Linked DNA regions of Mus musculus: regions 2 and 3 are each linked to region 1. The links are chromatin contacts, found by Hi-C or POLR2A ChIA-PET in ENCODE. All regions are on one chromosome and are shown on one strand. The core of a region is the stretch at or near the end of the contact, and the rest is flanking DNA. Distances in the headings are between cores, read along the strand shown.

Region 1 (4,747 bases), core at 1,321-3,820:
AGGGAACCCGATTCCCGCCAACTGGTCTCGGGGTCCAGTAGCAGGGTGAACACGTGTGTGGCTCCAAGCAGCAAAGCGGCACGGTCCAGCAGTGGGCGTGGCAGAAGGAATGAGCAGGAAACTCCACCCCTGAGCCAGCAGGTTCCAGGCTGGGGGTGGGGAGGCTACACCGATCCTCAGCAGTGATGACATAGGCATGCACGGGGCTGGACCCAGCCTTTTACATGGTCGCTGAGGGTAGGGAGGGTTCAGTCTCAGGTCCTGATGCTTTCTCAGCAAGCATTCTTCCCCACTGGGCCATCTGCCCAGCCCAGGAAAGGGCATGTTTTATATGGCATGTCAGGTGGCTTCTTAAGGAGGCAGCACGACACTGCTGCAGTTCCACCTGCAATGGAGACCACCCGGTTGCTCGGAAGCTTCAGTCGACTTTGGTGTTGTCAGTGATTACATAGGCCTGAGCCATCCCAGCAGGTATGTAACAGAGAATAACATCTAGCTAGCCCAGGATGCCCTCAGACTTGCAATCCTGCCTCCCCTGCCCAAGTTACCAGTGAGCACCACACCTGCCTAAACAAAATGCAATAGGGTTTACTGGCCAGGCATAGTGGTGCATGCCTTTAACCCCAACACTTGGGAGGCAGAGGCAGGCAGAGGCCATGGTGGAGGCAGAGGCAGGTGGATCTCCGTAAATTCTAGGACAGCCCCAGCTATATAGAGAGACCTTGTCTAAAAAAATGTAGTATATAACATTTATGCTTTGTTTGTTCATTTGTTTTGTTGGAGACATTGTCTCATGTAGCCCAGGCTATCTTCAAGCTCACTGTACATCCACAGATGATTTTGTTTTTTGTTTTTTGTTTTTTCGAGACAGGGTTTCTCTGTATAGCCCTTGCTGTCCTGGAGCTCACTTTGTAGACCAGGCTGGCCTCGAACTCAGAAATCCGCCTGCCTCTGCCTCCCGAGTGCTGGGATTAAAGGTGTGCACCGCCACGCCTGGCTCACAGATGATTTTGAACTTCTGATCCTACTGCCTACAATTCCTGAATGCTGGGGTTGCAGATGTGTGGCATCATGCCTTGTTTATACATTGATAGAGATGGAGCCCAGGGCAGAGCAAGCATTCTACCCCCCCTGAACCACACCTGAGCCCTCGAACTTACAGTTATAGATTGAATTGTGTTCTATCTTCCAGCCCCAAAAGGAAAGAGATGTTGGTGCTCTAGCTCCTAGTGCCTTAGAGATGACCTTATTTGGAGACTGAGCCAGGAGAATGGTAATGAAATGAGGTCATGGGATAGTCCTGATCTTGTCTGGCTGTGCCCTTATGAAAATGGAAATCTGGGCTGAAGTACGCAAAAGGGAGGTAAAGAGAAGGGCTGGAAGATGCTCCTGCAGGGCTCTCTGCAAGAACCAGCCTGCTTGCTACCTCAACTCCTGGCATCTGGCCTGCAGAACCCTAGGAAAAGAGCTGTCCATAGTTGAGGCTGGGTCTGTGTTACAGTTAGAGCAGCCTGAGCAGGTCACACGCACACATGGCAACCCAGGGGACTCAGCTGTAGGTTTTGAATCCTAGTTAGTAAGATGGGATCATCTGCCACCAGAATATAATAAATCTTCCTAGGTTCTGTCCTCTGCCATTCTGTGTCATACTGCTACAGAAAGAGGCTTCTAACCCTAGGCACTGGGAGAGCCCGTTGGCTCGGAACCAGTCCCCTGCTTTGGGAAGGCAGCTCAGTGCTGGGATGTTAAGTGTGCGTCACCACGCTAGCTTTCTTTTGCAGGTGCATGTGTGCACCTCATGTGTGATATGTGGGACTCAGAGGACAACCTCAGGCACCTTCCAACTTCTGTTTGAGACAGAGCTTCTCTTTTGTCTGAAACTTCACCATATAGAGAGGGCTAGGGAGCCAGCAAGCTCCAGACTCTCTCTCTGCCTCCCGGTCTTGCCATACAGGCAAGCACCACGGAGCCTGGCTCACGAGCATGGGCTGTTCACAGGTTCTGTGGATCTGACCACAGTTTCTCACCTTTGTGAGGCGAGCACCTCATTTACCCACTGAATCCTCTCCCCATACCTTGTTTGTTTGTTTGTTTGTTTGTTTTTGAGACAGGCTCTCATTAAGTACGGCTAACCTGGAACTTCCTATCCTACTGCCTCAGCCCCTCCCGTTCCTCCCTCCCCCCTGCCAAGTAGCTGCGGTGACAGCTTGCACCATGCCTGGCTCTCACTAAGAGCTTTACCTGCATGGTCTCTCTTAAGCCCCATAAACTCTGACAGGATTGTCAGCTTGCACAGCCCACGTTGCAAGTTCAAACTGCGAGACAGGCAACGCCCCTTGAGATCAGCCACGCCCCCACTCCGGATTGGTTGCTGCAAAAGGGGCGGGACGCTCAGGGATGGTGGGTGGGACCAATCTCTGGCCGTAAATAAGGTGCCACATGGCACTGGCTGGCGAGGGCAGGAACGGGGAGAAGTGCGCAAGCGCATCCAGAACGGGCGTAGTCCCGCTCGTTAGCTCTCGCGAGAGGATGGAGGGAGGTCTGCCTGGGGGCGGAGCCGCGCCTCGGGCGGGGCTGCTAGCGGGAGGAGGCGATTTCGGCTGCAGAATCAGCATCACCAGCAACAGCAGCAGCGGCGGTGACTGTGGCGGGCGCTAGGTGAGGAGCGCAGGCTCGAGCAGAGCGAGGGGTGCGTAGGAGTCCCGAGTCCTAGGGTGGGGCGATGGTCCATGGTTTGGCGATGCAGATTGGTACCTCCTTCTGCCTGGCTTAGGCAGCTCCCACGTGGTCCCGGGTTCGAATCCCAGTTCTGTCCAGCTGGCTGTGTAACCTTAGCCAAGCGTGCACCTTCTCTGAGCCATCTTCTTGTGCAGCCCTGCAGAATGCGTGGAGGAAGGTGTGGCCACTTGGCCGACCTCCTTTGCAGTAGTAGCGGCTGGCTCGGAGGTTGGGAAAACACCTTCCCAGTTTTGCCTCTGGCTGTTTGGGTGTCCAGGCGAGAAAGCAATTGTTCAGAGACTGTTGTGCTGCAGTGTCCCGGCCAGACCTTGCAGGAGGCTGTCTCCGAAGCCAGGTTTTGTACCGAGCAAGCACTGGCCCCACATCTCACCCCAGTCTACTGAGCATCCTCCTGCCCTGTGCATTGCTGCGGGTGCCCCCAGCAGCAGCCTCATGCCTGGTGGGCCACAGGAAGCCGCGCATTAGTGGCTAACAGTAGGACCTATCTTCTCTTTGGGCTTCTGGCCACGAAGACATCGCTGGCAGACCTTGGGTTCCTTCCGCACATCCGCCTAGCTGTCGCACAGAGAGCTGTAATGTTTGCACCCTTCTTAAATTATTTATTTTATAATCCCACGCTGCGCTGGGAGCCCCGGAATTGAGTGGGAATGTCACCCTCGGGGGAGAACGGGGCTGTGAGCCTTCCATTGCTGGGACAGCACCGTGTGGCTCCAGCCTAGGTAACATGAGTTAGGGCCCTGTTTCCGGGTGTGAAGGAGAGAAAAAAGATTGTTGGGAAACTGCTATGTGCTGGGTATGATACTGCAACTTCGCGAGTTGCCTAAGGTGGAGCGAGTTGCCTAAGGTGGAGCGTGGTGCCAGTTCTTGTGAGCTTAGGCAAGAAGATTGCTGTGAGTTTGAGGGCAGCCTGGGCCGCATAGTGAGGTTCAGGCCAGCCTGGGCTACAGGGTAAGACTCAGACTTAAAACAAAACAACACAAAAATTACAAAAGGGCCTGCCTGTACCTTCATGTTTAATTTCCTTGCTAGGATCTGGGGCTGAGCTTGCTTGTACCCGTATTGTCATGTCGCTTTCGTGGGTCTGCATCTTCAGTTTCCTGCTGTAAGGGCAAACCACCATATTGGGTGGAATGCTGGGAACCATGGGCCCTGGGTAGCTCAGGTCGTCCTGGTTCAGGGCCACTTGAGTGCCAAGTGTATGAAAGACGTTTGCGGTATGCAAAGAGAATGCCAGGAAAGGTGGCACGTACCTGTAATCCCCAAGAGGTGAAGGCAGGAGGGTCTACAGTTGAAGTCTAGCCTGGGCTACATAAAACCCTGTCTCAAAGAAACCAAACAAAAGAAACCCTTAGCATTGAAGACTGGAAGCAGCTAATTCAGGAGACGTTGAGTTGCTGTGCTCATGAGGGGTGGGGCCTGTGGGGGAAAGACTAGTTTCTGGAGGGGCGGGCAAGGAGTTGTGTGCATGTCCATGTGTGTATGCAGGTGCATTGGAGGTCAGAGAATAACGTTGGGTGTCGTCCTCAGGAATGCCATGTCCTTGCTCTTAAACAGACTGGCCTAGAGCTCACCAATTGGCAAGGCTGGCTGGCCTAGGGTTTCAGGCACACAGCACTTAATTGGTTCTGGGGATCTGGACTGAGGTCCGTGTGCTTGCGTGGCAAGCACTGTACCGACTCGGCCATTCTCCCAGCTCTGGGAGGACGGATTTCTGCTTGAGAAGAGCCTTATGCCCTGCTGGAGACCAGGTTCCATTGCTGGAGATTGCAGTTGAGGTGTGATGGGAACCAGGACCAGGTCTGTCAGAGGTAAACTCGTGATGCTAGAGGGAAGGGCAGGGAAGCTTGGGGTGTAGGGAGATGCAGTGCATGACATTGTGGGTGTGGCTCAGTGGTTAGGGGAGGTGGTGCAGAGCCAGAGTTCCCCCAGGGCTTCTCTGGGCAGTGAGGCTCTCTGTACGATTCAGTAAGAACTGGGCAGAAGAAAGAAGCAATGCAAGTCTGGGAGC
Region 2 (4,747 bases), core at 1,496-3,995, 100 kb after region 1:
CCTGCCGTTCCCTGTCCAGCCACCACAGTCAGAGCTGGTTGGTTCCTTACTCCATGGCCGACCCGGTCTCCCCTGCATGGCTCCTCTGTGGCAGGCATGGACACTGCACCAGCCCCTCTCTGGGCATCAGGTTGCTTTCTTTACAATGGGGAACATGAGGACTTGGTGGTAGCGGCTTGACATGGTCCCAGGCTTGGGATGAAGGCGCACCAAGACTGACAACCAGCTATGACTTGGTCAGGTGGGTATGGAAGGAAGGCATAGGTAGTTTGTTTCCTCTCCTGCCGTCAGAGACTTGATAAATGCCCACGAAGGTATCTTCCCTTTGGTTTAAATGGAAGCCATGCAGAAAGTTAGGGTGATTAGGGGACTTGAGCTATTGGGAAATGAAGACATTGTATGTGCGGGGTGGGGGGACACGGGGTAGGACCACCACAAGACATGTGGATACCAGGAGAGTCTTGAATTCATAGGTGACAACAGAGAGTCATGCTATAGTCTATTCTGTGTCTGTGTTTGTGTGAGAGAGAGACAGAGAGAGACAGAGAGACAGAGAGACAGAGACAGAGAGACACAGAGAAAGTAGAATGGAGGCTGCCAAGTGGTCCAGGAGAGGGGTCTCAAGGAGGAGCCTTAGACCTAAAACACTCGGAAGACACATAGATAGTTTTTGGTGGGAATGGATTAGCCCCTGAGGCTGAGGCTGGAACTGGGGTGAGTTTATTTGGAGAGCAGTCCAGCAGATAGCAGGTAGGACTTTTTCCTTGTCCTTGAGGGACCAGGCTCTGGCAGGAGGAGGAGGGGTTTATAGCAGGAGGTGACGCCATGGGAGCTTTGTCACTCGGGCACAGCCAGCACCATCTGCTTAGGCATCTGCCTACCAGAGGTGGTGCCTCCTAATTACCTGGGGGGAGGGGTCAGGAAGAAGCCTGGGAACCACCATATCCCACTCCCTCCCACCACAGAGGGGTTGCAGTGTCCCACAGGGCCCTCAGAGCAAATGGACCAGAGATCCACTCCTGGGTGGGGTGGGAGGCTGGGGGGTGGGGTGGGGTGGGGAGAGCCTGGCTACACATCAATTCAAAGTCATTTTATTTTATATTTGTGATAGGGTCTCATGTAGCTCAGGCTGGACTCAAACTCACTATTTGCCAAGGAATATTTGGTGCAGAGATGAACCGAGGCGTCATACATGCTAGGCAAACACTTTACCAACTTTGCCAGATGAGGTACATTTCAGGCGCTCTTTTACACGGCAGCAGGGGCTGACCCGATATTCACTCTGTAACTCAGGCTGCCTTTAAATGTTCAGCAATCGTCCAAGCCTGCTACATGGGCTATCATGTCTGTCTTCATTTTGAAAAGAATTTTGTTGAAAGCAGGTGTGCGTATGTGTATGTGCGTGCGTGCGTGCGTGTGTATAAATGTGTGTTGCTCAGGCCAAGTTGCACGTGTGGAGGTCAGAGGGCAACATATTGTTGGTTCTTTCTGACCATGTGGGTCCTGGGAAATAAACTCAAATCTGCCTAGGTGACAGTTGCGTTTGCCCACTGAACCATCTGGCCAGCCCCTGCAGTAAGTCTTTACCTGATCCAGCCTGATGCCTTCTTTTAACCTCCAAGAGAGGGACGGACATTAAGAAGAGTGTAGTAGAGAAATAATTAGAAATGATACTCCGGTCTAAAATATAAACGCTAGGGAGTCGGCGACAGAAGGAACAGCAGTTTATCCGTGGTGGCAGGGTGGGCTCAGACTTCCTTTGAAGGGGGACGCGGAAACTGAAGCCAACCAGACCCAGGGGCAGCCAGGCGGAGAGCCGCCCCCAGCTGCGCTCCCGGAAGATGCAGCAGGCTCGGGCTCGGACCCTGCTCCCACTCCAGGGGACCCTTGGCCATTTCCGGACCCGTAGCCTCTCACCCTACCATTAGGCGCACATTCCTGCCGCCCCCGCTCGTGCTAGGCGCAGGCAAGGCCCCCGCCCGTGGGAAGGGGGCCGTGTGCCGGGGAGGCGGGTCTGGGATGGCGCACAGCTGGGTCACATCTGGTAGGAGTGCGGAGGAACCAAATGGAACAGAAGGTAGCCTTTCATCCTTCGAGGAAAGAGGCTGCTTGAGTGTCTCCTCGCTACGGGGTGCCTGAGGTTTTTGGGGACCAACCCTCCCCATTTAGGAACATGATGCCAAGACAGGCCTGCCTGGGGGAGGAGGGAAGGATGGACCGACGGAGGGACGTAGAATTTTGTCACTGATACCCTTTTGCCTGAACTTCAGGTCCACTCCTAAGACATAAGTATCAGTAAGGGCAGCTCAAAATTAATCGCTCAGGACACACTGCAGGCTACCACTTTGGCTCAGTCAGCACCGTTCCCCAGGGAAGGAAACCCGCTCGGGGACAGGAAATGCACAGCGAGAAGCCAAGGATGTCGCCCGCGGAGGAGCACTGGCCCTATCACCCAGGTCCCAGCTTCGGGGGCGCGTCCTCCACGTGCAGCCGTGGCGGGCGTTGGTCAGGCTGGGTGTCTCCCAGAGCAGCTCCGGAGGGTGACTCGGCGCAGGCGGGACAGGCTCGTGCACAAAGGGGGCGGGTGCCGTGGGTACCCCAGCTGGGTGGTTCCCAGCCCCTTGTCCGTATCCCACGTGGGAAGGAGAGATCTCCCTAAAGGTTACGCCCCAAGGCTAGCAGCCAATTAGCGCGTGGAGGCGTGGCGGGCAGGGGAGGTTTAAGAGTTCCTGAAGCGAGAGGCGCGCAGCTGGACCGGGAGCCTCGGGCAGCCGGACCAGTTGGCACTGGGATAGATATTACGTGCGGCCGCCGGCCACCATGCTCCAGCGGTGCGGCCGGCGCCTGCTGCTGGCGCTGGTGGGCGCGCTGTTGGCTTGTCTCCTGGTGCTCACGGCCGACCCGCCACCGACTCCGATGCCCGCTGAGCGCGGACGGCGCGCGCTGCGTAGCCTGGCGGGCTCCTCTGGAGGAGCTCCGGCTTCAGGGTCCAGGGCGGCTGTGGATCCCGGAGTCCTCACCCGCGAGGTGCATAGCCTCTCCGAGTACTTCAGTCTACTCACCCGCGCGCGCAGAGACGCGGATCCACCGCCCGGGGTCGCTTCTCGCCAGGGCGACGGCCATCCGCGTCCCCCCGCCGAAGTTCTGTCCCCTCGCGACGTCTTCATCGCCGTCAAGACCACCAGAAAGTTTCACCGCGCGCGGCTCGATCTGCTGTTCGAGACCTGGATCTCGCGCCACAAGGAGATGGTGAGACCCAGCGCGGCCTGGGCAGGGGGATGAAGTGGGGATCACCCTCTGGTCCAACTGGTGACTGACGATAGCGGTTCCCGATGCGTTAATTGCTTTGGGTCTATCTGGGAAACGATGACACTGATAAATCCCATTACAGCCCCGTGTGGCTGCTGGGGTTCACTTTGCCTTACTACCCTGGAAGCTTCCTTCCGTGTTGCCCAGGGTCACCCCAGCCACATGCTCTGTGTCTGGATGAGTCGCCTCCAGCTTAGGGCTGGCTCTGTAACGCTTCTCCTAAACACTGGAGTGAATGGCCATATTTGTTCCTAAACTTTTTCGAGCAAATTGGCTCAGTTCCATCCTGGGTCCCCTTCACTCCCCTTCCTTCTTCCTGGGTGGAAGGTACGCCCCCTTGAAAGGGAGGGAGGAAAAGGCATAGCACACCCCTGGACCAGGCAAAGTGAAAGAAATGGGTGCTAGTTCTCCAGACTTGCTCAGAACCCTGACTTCAGTAGCTCAGCTCCCCCACCTCCTGTTAGACCAACTTCATACACATAATAAAAAGACACACCCCACTTTGAAAATCTCCCTGGAGGCTACAACAGGACCGTTGGGGCGGGAGAGCAGAGTGCACTGCGTGTGTGTGTGTGTGTGTGTGTGTGTGTGTGTGTGTGTGTGTGTGTGTGTGTAGGGGTGGGGGTAGATATTTGGTGTGAAGACTAAGACTCACTTTCCTTCCTGACCCAGCCCCAGTGAGACTTCGCTTTAGGACAGTGGAGGTTAAGAGGACAGGCTCCTATCTAGTCTTGGTCAAAGAGGGGCCCTGAGAACCCCACCGTAGCCTCCTGAGAATGAGGCGTCCCTTTCCCAGGGGCTCAGCAGGCCTTCGGGAGGGGGCAGCGGGGGGCCATGGGTTTTGTTTGGCTGTGGTGCCGTTAGGATTCCCAGCGCTAGGCTGCTCTCACGCCGGCCCCTTGGGCAAGGCAACAAAGCCCCTTTCTCCAGCCGAGAAAGGCGTCGGCCTCTTGTGTACAGCTATGCGCTCCATGGGAACCGTTGGCTGGCGTGCTGGCCACTCAGGTTGCCTGGTGATGAGGGGGCCTCTGTGTCCTCCCCCCAGCCCTGAATGACAGCCCTCGTGGGGCACGATCCCTGAGCCAGGGCATTCCCCCACCCCTTCATTCAGCCTTCCTGCTGTGTGATATTGGATAGCATCTATCCCACTCTGGGCCACTATCGGTTCTGAGAAACTCTTATTCAGGGATTTGGGACTCAGTTGGACTGTGTGGTCTGGTGAGAAGCCTAGGGTCTCTCTGATCCTCTCTTGCTCTCAGAAAAGGGAAATACTTTCTAGTGAGGTATTATAAAGTGGACTGTAGAACTTTGGAGGCTCTTGGTGATCCCAGCAGTCATTCTGAATAAGGGGGCCCCCTACCCAGAAAATGCTGCATTTACTGCCATGCTCACCTCCCGTGCACATGACAGGCAAAGCCCCCCTCTTGTGTGCTATGAT
Region 3 (4,747 bases), core at 1,641-4,140, 70 kb after region 1:
ACTCTTGAAGAAGCAAAGTCAGGCAAAAATAAAAGAGAACAGAAGAGGAGAAAAGACCAGAAAGCGCATGCCTCAGGCTGGGCAGCCCCGCCCCTCTCTTTTCTCAAAGGGGAAACTGAGGCCCAGATAAGCCCGGGAAGTTGCCAGAAGAACTCCAGCCTTATGCCCTTCACACTTGTCTACCCCAGCTGGCTGCAGACTCTGACCCACTGTCCCACCCCTGCCTCAGAGAATCCCTAGGGGGTTGAGAAATGTCCTCTTCGTAGCCAGCACTGGATGAAGTTTGTGGAATTTCCCCCAGCTCGAGGCGGCCAGAGGCCAGAGGAGAGCTGAGACTGGCTTACGGCTCAGAAGGCAGGATGGGGTAGAAACTGAGGCTTAGGGAGAAGCTGGAACAAAGGAGCATGGGTATACAGGAAGCAGGAACTGAAGGGTGCTTCTTGTCCAGAGAAGGTCTGATGTAGCCAAGGCTGGCCTGGAACTCACCACGTAGTTCCTCCTGTCTCCACATCCCAAGTGCTGGGATTATAGACACTGGCCACCATATCCTGTTTATGAGACTCTGGGATGGAACTCAGGGCTTCAGGCATGCTAGGCAAACACTCCACCAACTAAGCCACGTTCCCAGGAAATGAGGGATGCATTTTGAGCTAAAGGATTTTTGTTAAGAGACCCTACTCCTAGACCCTCCTAGGTCCATGACAGAGTCACCAACATTTAATCATTCAACAAACATTTATGAAACACTCTTTATTTATGGAGCACACCTTTTGGACTGGGACCTGGTGAGAGGGTTCACAGTGGACAAGAAGGGCCTGTAGGTGACAGGTTGAGACGGAAGCTTTAAGTGAGCAAAAAACTACACACGATCATGGGGTGGGGGTGAGGGTGTAGAACTGAGAGGTGACAGCCAAGGGATGGTCTGCAGACTTCATGGGTCAGTGTCCCGGCGGGATCCACGGGGTCTCCTGAACCCTCTCACAAGGGAGTCAGTCATTTCTTTCATGTCATGTTTTTGGCAGGTGCCTCCCACATGCTAACAGCCTGCTATGTTTTCGGCAGCAGGCATGGTTCAGTGTGGATGATTCTCAGGATAGGAACTAAGAACAGAGGGCACTGGGGTTGGGGCTCAGTGGGGAGAGTGCTAGCTTAACACACACCAGGGCCCAAGGTCAACCCCCAATAACACACAACACCAAGTATGGTGGTACATGCTTAAAACCCCAGTATCTGGGAGGTGGAGGTGATCTTTCTTGAGGCCAGCCTGGGCTACATGAGGGGAGGGGGTAGCTGGGCGGTGGTGGCTCATACCTTTAATTCCAGCATTTGGGAGGCAGAGGCAGGCGGGTCTTTGTGAGTTCGAGGCCAGCCTGGTCTATAGATGGAGTTCTAGGACAGCCAGGGCTTCACAGAGAAACCCTGTCTTGAAAAAAACAAAAATAAAGGAAGGAGAAGGGTGAAGGAGGAGAAGGAGGAAGAGGAGGAGGAGGAGGAAGAAGAGGAGGGGAAGAAGTAGTCAGCTTGTGTCTGTAATTCCAGCCCTTGATAGAAATAATTAAAAGGAAGCAGGATAAGAAGGAACAGGGCAAAGCAAGTAGCAGGTGAGAGGGGAGGAGTTGGGAATGCAGCTCAGTGGGTAGCGTGCTGGTCCAGCACACACAAGGCCCTGAGTTCGATCCTCAGAACCACATACAGGAGACCCCATGAAAAGGAAGAAAAGAAGGCAGGCTGGAGAGATGGCTCAGTGGTTCTCAGCTCTTGTGGCTCTTGCAAAGGACCTAAGTTCTGTGCCCAGCACCCCCATCAGGTGGGCAACTGCAGCTGCAGGGCCCTCCTCTGGCTTCTGTAAGTATCCACATGTACATATGTGCACGTATGTATAGAGAGAAAGAAAAGGAGGAAAAGAGGAAAGAAGGGAGGGAGGAGGCAGGAAGGATGGAAATGTATAAGAAATGTAAACAGTAAACAAAGGATCTTCCAAGGACCAAGTTCAAGGGAAAGATAACATGAACTTAAGGTGTCCCCGCTGCTGAAGAGACAGACACAGGTTCCACACAGGAAAAAGTCCCCAAGGTCCTGAAGGACATCTGTCAGAGGTCAGAGGTCATGGTCAAAGTGGGTTGGACCCAGATCCCAAAGGAATTTTCTAGGGGCAGGAGAGAGAAGAGGAAGATAGGTCTGTGAGCCACGGTGGGAGAGTGTTCAAGTACTTGCCCAGGAGAAAGAGAATAAGTGGTTTAGACACAGGGCCTGAGATGCACCTGGGGCTTGCTGTGGTTGATTGTGAAGGGTGTGTCCCATACATACACTTACTCACACATACACATACACATACACACACACACACACACACATATACACACACACTCACACACATACACACACACACAAACACACACACACACACATACACACACACACACACTCACACACACACACACATACACACACACACAAACACACACACACACATACACACACACACACACACACACACACACACACACACACACACACACACACACACACAGTCTGCCTCCCATCTTCGGCTTCCAGCCTTCTCACTGTCACCCCAGGTTCTCTTGGGAGGTGGATGGTTGCTCTGAGAGGGGCTCAAGTCTGGAGTCTATCAGATTTGCTCACCTAAACATCAGGGTCCCCCAAAGCCTCACTCAGTGTCCCTGCTCTGACCGTTGCCCCCACTTCCCTGGGTTGGAACAACGGGACACAAGATTCTTTCAAAAACATTTCCTTTGCAAAATAATCCTCCCAAATATGTTTTTGGAAACTGAACAGGAAGATGTTAATTAAGGTCCCTCCCCAGAGGGGGTACAGGGAGGAAGCGTGGGGGTCAGACACAGGAGCAGGGGCCAAATTGGCTCAGGAGGACCTGGTCCACACCCAACCCCACAGCCCTCGCACAACCAACCCAGCTCCTCCATCTTTGGCCGATGAGGGATTCAAGCTCTCAACCCATAGCAGGACACAGAGTCCAGGAAGGGGCAGTGTATGGCCGAGGTCACAGGTCAGAGGTGGAGCAGAGTGGAGAGATATCTGCAGCCAGCAAGAGTCTGTGTTCACAGAAAGGCATCTGCACTTGTGCGTCCTTGTATCTGTGCCAGGCAGGCAGGGGACAGGCGAGGAGACCCTGGGCTCTGCAGGGCTTATTTATCTGGAGGTGAGCCTGAAGGCTTGGCTTCCTCACATGGCTGGCTAGTCAGGCCTCCACCCTCTGACAGGGCCACAGCAGGAAGAGGTTTGAGGACTGTTTTCTGCTCAGAGACACCCCCCTTCCCCTCCCCCAACCACCTTTCAGCTTTCTGGGTTCTCTGTGGCCTGGAGGAAGTCTTAGTAGCCTTTTTTTTTTTTTTGAAGATTTATTTATTTTATGTGCACAAATGTTTTACCTGCCTGTATTCCTGTGTATCATACACATGCTTGATGCCTGTGGAGGCCAGAAGAGGGCATCATAGCCTCTGGAACAAGAGTTACAGACAATTGTGAGCCAGCCACTATGTGGGTGCTGGGAATTGAACCCTGGTCCTCTGCAAGAGCAGAGGGTGTGCTTAACCACTGAGCCATCTCTCCAGATCCCTATCCTGATATTTACATCTCAACGAGATCATGTTCATGTTCTGGGTCACACAGCTTGACACTCCTAGAGACTGAGGTTTCTTAGACATTTGAGGAGTCTAAGTCCTGTATGTATGTATGTATGTATGTATGTATGTATGTATGTATGTATGTATTATGTATCTATCTATCTATCTATCTATCTATCTATCTATCTATCTATCTATCTATCTATCTATATCTATAGCTGGGTGCTATAACCCAGAGTATAACACCCAGCCTCTTCTGAATGGGCTGACAAGGAGTAAGCCCAGGGGCCATCCGTCTGTCCATCCACTCATCTGTTCTCATTTGCATTCTGTGGCTGTGATAAACACATGACCATGGGGCTGGAGAGATGGCTCAGCAGTTAAGAGAACTAACTGTTCTTCCAAAGGTCCTGAGTTCAAATCCCAGCAGCCACATGGTGGCCCACAACCATAATGGGATCTGACACCCTCTTCTGGAGTGTCTGAAGAAAGTTACAGTGTACTTACATATAATAATAAACAAATCTTTAAGAAAAAAAAAAACATGACCAAAGGTAGATAGGAAAGAGTTTAATATCAGAGTTCAGGCTACAGTCAACCTGCAAGGAAAAGCAAGGCAGGAACTCAAGGCAAAGCTTGAAACAGAGCCGATGGGGGAGGGATGTTGAGTGGATTACTTACTTCCAGGGGCACGCTCAGCTGCCTTTGTTACCAGGCACCACTCATGGTGGCCTGGGCCCTCCTACATTGACCAGCAATCAAGAAAATGCCAGACATGTCCACAGACCAATCTGATGGAGACATTCTTCCCAGGCATTCTTCTGATGGAGGGTCCCATTTCCCAGATCTTGATAGTTGACAAGCCAAAATTAGTCATCACACCATCTTTCCACCCACTCATCCTTCCATGCATCCCTCCACCCACCCACCCACCTCTGTGGTCTACCACCCAATCTATGACTGCAGGTGTCCATACATCTATCCACTTATCCATCCATCCATCCATCCATCCATCCATCCATCCATCCACCCATCCATCCATCCCTCTGACCATATATCTGTTCATTTATCCTTCCATTAATCCATTCCTCTGACCATCCAATTATCCATCCATCCATCCATCCATCTATCCATCCATCCATCCA

Evidence for each region. Hi-C counts contacts between places; a loop is a spot of excess contacts on that map. ChIA-PET counts read pairs that join two places held with the same protein, here RNA polymerase II (POLR2A).
Region 2: a map of regulatory T cell shows a loop between it and region 1 (1.9-fold over the local background). The contact joins the promoter of Lfng here to the promoter of Chst12 in region 1. A Hi-C loop is called at or near these places in 1 of 37 maps with a recorded cell type or tissue (regulatory T cell). POLR2A ChIA-PET finds 5 or more read pairs at or near these places in 2 of 5 experiments (Patski and embryonic stem cell).
Region 3: a map of heart shows a loop between it and region 1 (5-fold over the local background). The contact joins the enhancer-like site here to the promoter of Chst12 in region 1. A Hi-C loop is called at or near these places in 1 of 37 maps with a recorded cell type or tissue (heart). POLR2A ChIA-PET finds 5 or more read pairs at or near these places in 1 of 5 experiments (embryonic stem cell).

What each region holds. Positions count from the first base shown.
Region 1 is chr5:140,503,039-140,507,785 of GRCm38, forward strand. Chst12 (carbohydrate sulfotransferase 12) reads left to right here and starts at 2,571. Exons shown (of 2, transcript NM_021528.3): 1 at 2,571-2,658. It overlaps Gm38728 (a long non-coding RNA gene), which reads right to left. Exons shown (of 5, transcript XR_001785006.2): 5 at 49-385.
Region 2 is chr5:140,604,596-140,609,342 of GRCm38, forward strand. It overlaps Lfng (LFNG O-fucosylpeptide 3-beta-N-acetylglucosaminyltransferase), which reads left to right and starts at 2,746. Exons shown (of 8, transcript NM_008494.3): 1 at 2,746-3,249. The coding sequence starts at 2,821.
Region 3 is chr5:140,572,526-140,577,272 of GRCm38, forward strand. No RefSeq gene overlaps it. Among named protein-coding and RNA genes, the nearest start is that of Grifin, 9.8 kb to the left of the region's middle. Within about 2 kb of position 2,891, at least 1 of the 3 ENCODE cell types and tissues checked has a DNase peak (open chromatin) inside an H3K27ac peak, as active enhancers do; it is heart, where a contact is called at or near this core.